Regions from separate parts of the Homo sapiens genome. Here region 2 is linked to region 1. Evidence: chromatin contacts called from ENCODE Hi-C or POLR2A ChIA-PET data. All regions are on one chromosome and are shown on one strand. Each heading gives the region's core, a stretch centred on a gene start or an enhancer-like site at or near the end of the contact. The rest is flanking DNA. Distances are from core to core; before and after follow the strand shown. Region 1 overlaps LRCH1 (leucine rich repeats and calponin homology domain containing 1). Region 2 holds the start of CAB39L (calcium binding protein 39 like).

Evidence for each region. A loop is a pair of places that touch in the nucleus more often than their neighbours do. ChIA-PET counts read pairs that join two places held with the same protein, here RNA polymerase II (POLR2A). Pooled maps may share reads with other maps.
Region 2: a loop to region 1 is called in a pooled map, with 2.5 times the contacts of the local background. The contact joins the promoter of CAB39L here to the enhancer-like site in region 1. A Hi-C loop is called at or near these places in 2 of 50 pooled maps. POLR2A ChIA-PET finds 5 or more read pairs at or near these places in 2 of 52 experiments (OCI-LY7 and T-cell).

Annotation. Positions count from the first base shown.
Region 1 is chr13:46,584,170-46,586,869 of GRCh38, reverse strand. All of the region lies in intron 1 of LRCH1 (leucine rich repeats and calponin homology domain containing 1), which reads right to left. Among named protein-coding and RNA genes, the nearest start is that of LRCH1, 32 kb to the right of the region's middle. Within about 2 kb of position 1,394, at least 3 of the 41 ENCODE cell types and tissues checked have a DNase peak (open chromatin) inside an H3K27ac peak, as active enhancers do; they include OCI-LY7, where a contact is called at or near this core.
Region 2 is chr13:49,442,720-49,445,419 of GRCh38, reverse strand. CAB39L (calcium binding protein 39 like) reads left to right here and starts at 1,356. Exons shown (of 11, transcript NM_001079670.3): 1 at 1,356-1,434. SETDB2-PHF11 (SETDB2-PHF11 readthrough) reads right to left here and starts at 1,146. Exons shown (of 21, transcript NR_135324.2): 1 at 563-1,146. SETDB2 (SET domain bifurcated histone lysine methyltransferase 2) reads right to left here and starts at 1,146. Exons shown (of 14, transcript NM_001160308.3): 1 at 563-1,146. RefSeq lists enhancers at 1-766, 1,449-1,528, 767-1,539, 1,909-1,978 and silencers at 1,239-1,288, 960-1,440.

The sequences.
Region 1 (2,700 bases), core at 145-2,644:
TGCTTGGAAAGAACCAATGCCTGAGAAAGCTGCTCATGCCAGAAAAATACAGCCACACATCCCAGGACCTGATCCTGGCGCCTACCCCTCACTGTTAAAGCTGAAGTATCATTCCTTAACCCAGGGAGGGAACTCAATAAACATTAACTGAAGCTGGGCATGGTGGCTCACGCCTGTAATCCCAGCACTTTGAGAGGCTGAGGCCAGCGGATTGCTTTGAGCTCAGGAGTTTGAGACCAGCCTGGGCAACATGGCGAAACCCCATCTCTACTAAAAATACAACAATCAGTTGGGTGTTGGTGGCGTGTGCCTATAGTCCCAGCTATTCGGGAGGCTGAGGTGGGAGGATCCCTTGAGCCTGGGGAAGTGGAAGCTGCAGTGAGCTAAGATTGCACCTCTGCACTCCAGCCTGAGTGACAGAGGGAGACCCTGTCTCAAAAAACAAAAACAAAAACCTAACTGAATGAAAAAATGAATGATGCTCCCCTCAGCCTTGCTATGGCTGTTTCTGGCTGCCAACCACATGTGACAGGCAACCTCTGACCCCACATGTGGCCCTCTGTGAGACCTTCCTGGGCAACAACTATCATGCTTAATTCAGTAAAATGCGCCACCTCTGTGGTCAGACCCCCTGATCTTTCCCCTGCCTGTCATCCTTTCTTCCTCTCTCTCTTTCTTTTTGCAATCATTTACTTTGTGTCATCCAGGAGTTAGCTTTTTCTAGATGCTAGACTGGCAATAAACATGTTCCATTGCCATGTTCCTGGGGCTGGAAGCTGTGAAAAGAATGCACGAGGCTTTTAAAGTTATAAAACTCAAAACAAATTTTAAAATAAAACAAAAGTAAAAACCAATTTTAATGTGCATTTTTCCCCAATACTCATGACTGAGAACTGGGAAATTACAAAACAGGGAAAGCTCTAAAAATAGACACCTGCAAAAAGCACGCCCAAATCTGAATATATGGCTTAGATTTTAAACGGAAAGAAAAAATTACAAAGATTTAAAGCACAGACTTTGTGGTTTGTTCCTTCAGCTGGAAAGGATTTCTTAGTACCGTAATTACATTTATTACATCAATAGCCGAGGAAGGTGGGGGTGGGCAGGGGGAATGACAACGTTCTTTCTTAACTCCAGCAAATCCAGTTACATCCAAAAAGATCGAGAGATGTAATCTAAAGAATGAAAATTACTTGAGTGAGCCACACATATTTACATAAAGCATATTCAGGACAACTAGCTTCAGATCACACTAATTTCTACAAAATCGGTGCAGGTTATAGAAATGCGTTTTTTTGTTTTTTTTTTTTTTTTTTTGAGATGCAGTCTCGCTCTGTCGCCCAGGCTGGAGTGCAGTGGCATGATCTCTGCTCACTGAAAGCTCCGCCTCCCAGATTCACGAGTAGCTGGGACTACAGGCGCCCACCACTATGCCTGGCTAATTTTTTGTATTTTTAGTAGAGACGTGGTTTCACCGTGTTAGCGAGAATGGTCTTGATCTCCTGACCTCGTGATCCGCCTGCCTCGGCCTCCCAAAGTGCTGGGATTACAGGCGTGAGCCACCACGCCCGGCTCTAGAAATGCATTCTTATGAGTAGCAGAATTCCAAGGACCAAATGCTTTTAAAACATCTTACTTAACAAGTAGACTCAGCATGTTTTGAAATACAGGTAAGAAATTCTACCAAATTGTTCCTACTCATTTCTAAAGCCTTACTAAACATGAGAGAAAAAGATATCTGTTCATTTTCAAAGCTGGAAATGTTTCCAGTTACCTATGAAAAATGCAGTTCTTTAAAGAACTACTTCTCAATGTCACTATTACCCCCATAAATTTCCCTTTACTTTCCAGTAGTGAAGCAAGTTGAGAATTCTCTGCTCTTTCATTGCTTAGTTGTATGAAAGTAGTTTGAGAAAGGAACTTTTATGTCAGACCAAAATACATTTCTCCATCAGTTCCCAATTGGCATACAAATTCCATCCATATTTTACATATAGCCTCATCTCAGGAAGATCCACTTTTTTTCGTAGCAACTGTTGCTTTATAAAACATTATTAATCGATTGCATGTGGGTTTTGATTATAAAACTGTCATCAGACTGAAATGGCCATGTTAAAATTAAGAAACAAAAAATGATTAAGTTCAGAGCACTTAAGAGGAAATCAAAGGGACAAAACCTTAAGGGACAAAAGCAACGCAGGTACAGATAAAGAGCCTAAGAAGAAAAACACGGAGTGTAGAGACCATCACAGGCTCCAACAGGAGCTGAGGGGGCTCTGCATCATCATGGGAAAAGAAGGCACCTGCATCTTTGCAACATCAACATCACAAGCTATGCAACCCAGACTCAGGACTGGAGATCTACTTGCCATGTGATAACAGGAAAAATAGTTAACTTTGGTGTCTTATCTCTTCAAACTGTAATGTGCACACAGATCACCCGAAATCTTGTTAAAATACAGACTCTGATTCATGAGGCCTTGGGTGAGGCCTGAGAGCCTGCATTTCCCACCAGCTCCTAGGTGATGCCGGTGCTGCTGGTGCATGGACCATAATTTGGGTATCGAGCTCTCAAATCACATGTGAAAACACTGGGTTAAGGTTGCATGCTATGAGAAACAATGGAGCTATATATGTAAAGTACTTTAGATTTCCTGGGAGAAAGCCACCATGAACTAAACTTAGAACCACCCCAGTGGT
Region 2 (2,700 bases), core at 107-2,606, 2.9 Mb before region 1:
AGAAAAATAATTAAGCCAGTCTGCTTTGCTTCAATGTATGGTTCCTTTTCGTTTCTAAAACAGGCTTTAAAAACACGTTTACCATTTCCTCTCGGCTCCTTACGTTTTAATTGTAACGACAGAACCACGGGTTAAGTCACGCTTAAGAACCACGGGTTAGTCACGCTTCTAACTACTTCACGTGTTCTTATTTAATCCCCCTAACAGTCATGTGGGTTAAATTAGCAGCTCGTTTGCTGATGAGGAAGCTAAGGAATGCCATACCGTAAGTGGCAGACACGAAATAAGGAACCAGGCAGCATGGTTTCAGAGCCTATGCTTTGGTTACTCCATTTGACCTCTTCAAATTTACTCCTCTCCTTGGCCTCATGTGTTAGTATTTACAGAGCTCACTGCAGGTTTCCACATGCCAAAGAGCACAGTTAATTACATATCTTTCCTTACTTAATTACTTATTGGGCTGTGGCTGATAGCGAGTCAGAAGTGTTACTATCTAATCTGAACTCCATGATCTTGGATGAATGACTGAACTTGCTGTATTTAAGGGCTCGTGTAATCTTACCTGTGAAATGGGCTAGTGGTTTAACCTTCAAGTTCTGCTTCTGGGTTTTATACTGCTGTCCATTTCCTGCCGCCCCTTTGACAACCTCAGGTTCCCAGCAGCTTAGGAATCACCTCTCATTAAGGCTGCACCCTGAGACAGACAGGCTGAAATGGAGGTTGGAAACTCAGTGCGCCCGCGGCCCCTTCTGCAGCCAGGACTGCACTTGGGTGCCAGGAGAAGGGAGGCTGCAAGGGCTGGGGTCCAGCCCCTGCTCGGGCGGCCGAGGGCTCCGCGGCGTTTTCAGCTCCTCCAACCTCCCGGCTAGAGGAACTGTCGGGGGCCAGCCACGGCGGTGCCTTGGTTTCACCTGGCTCCGCTGCGTTTTCTACGCCGCCCGCCTGACCTGAGGAGTGAGCTCCGCCAGCTCCGTTGGCAAGGCTGGGTTCCTCCGCGGGTGGGGCTCTCCTCCGACGCCAAGCCGCCCAAACCTCCCGAGCGCAGGTGCCCTCTGGCCGGGAAGTACTTCACCATTTACTAGCCTTCATCTCAACCACAACAGTCCCGCCCTGCCTCTACCGGGGATGAGGGAAGGCGTAACCTCCGCCGGGGACCAGGCCGACCTACCTAAACCGATCACTACATGGGAGGAGTCGGACGCCGGCCGTCCCACCACCCAGCCAGGAGCCCATTGATTGGTCGCACTCCCCACTGGTTCACGCCTCAGAGACTCGGCGCACTTACCGCTGGCACCGCAGTGGCGCCCGAGCGCGCCGCCTCCCGATTGACTGCTAGCGCTCTCGGCTTGTCTCGCGCACTGTAGCTGAGCCAATGGAGTTACTCGTAGTCGAGAGGCCGGCATCACTGGAGTGGTGGCGCAGCTGTTTCCTCCGGTAGGTGTGAGGCTGCCATCTTGTGTGTGGCTGGGACTGGGCTTCTTGGGGGTTGAAAACATACATAGCGCCTGGCCGTAGTGGAGGGGTCCGGAGAGAACAATGGGGTAAAGGAGAGGCCTAAGGGAGGAGACCCAGCGCCTTCCTACTTGCGGAAAGGATGGGTTTCCTGGGCCTGAGTCTCATCCCTGGCTAGAGAGAGCGAGGAATGGTGGTGGTGGTGGTGGTGATGGTTGTGGTGGTGGTAATAGTAGGGATCCCAGGTTTTGGTTTGTTGATCATTGTGGGGGCTGGGCGGGGCCTTTGATGCCTTAACATTGGTTCCTGGGAGCTCTTTTAGTAATTTTTGTCTCGCAAAGATTCTGACCATCAACCCCCTTTGACAAAGGAGGCTAGCTGATGAACTGCCTGATTGAGAAAGGAGCAAAGCTAGTAGTGGAAGGGGAGTGCCTCTCTACTATCCTCAGGTTCAGAAGAGACCTCCTCTTCCGTCCTTTTCGAGGGAGCGGCTGCTAAACAGTTTGCTCTTCGCGGGGGTTACTTTACTAAGGCCATCCTTTGGTAATAGTGGGCGTCAAGTTCTGCGTTTGGGCAAAATTGTACATTAGCGGGCAGCCAAGCATTCCTGCAGCTGTCTTTTTTTTTTCTTTATTTTAAGCTAGAAAGTGGTGGTCTTGCAGAAACGGGGCGTGAAGGAAGAATTTTGTCAAATCTTGATTTCCCCGATAACGATATGTTGAAGATTATAAATCTCTGGGTCTGCCATGACATGCTTGGTCACTTCATGGAGCAGGAGGAGGCTTTGTTAGGGAAAGCACCTTAATTTCTGAGCTCTTTTTGGGGTAGGAGGAAGAAGACAGGACTTAACCTTGTTTCCCTCCTCCTTTTTTTTTTTTTTTTTTAGCATTGTTGTGGATGGCATTGCATTGTCTTTCATTTGAGGGGAAAATGTATTGGATCTGAAGACCAAGCTGATGAAAGGCTAATATTTTGTGGTAGATTTTAGCAGTTTGACTTGCATGAAAAGAAAGCCGATGTATTATTGCCTTCAGCTTAGATTTCAGTTATTCAAGATTAACTGATGAACAACCTAATCAACAATACATGATAAAGACATCTCGCATCAGGAATACCAAAAAACAAAACAAACAGCAAAATAATTGATGTTTTTTTTTTTTTTTTTTTTTTTTTTTTTTTTGAGATGGAGTCTCTTGTCGCCTATGCTGGAGTGCAATGGTGCAATCTCGGCTCACTGCAACTCTGCCT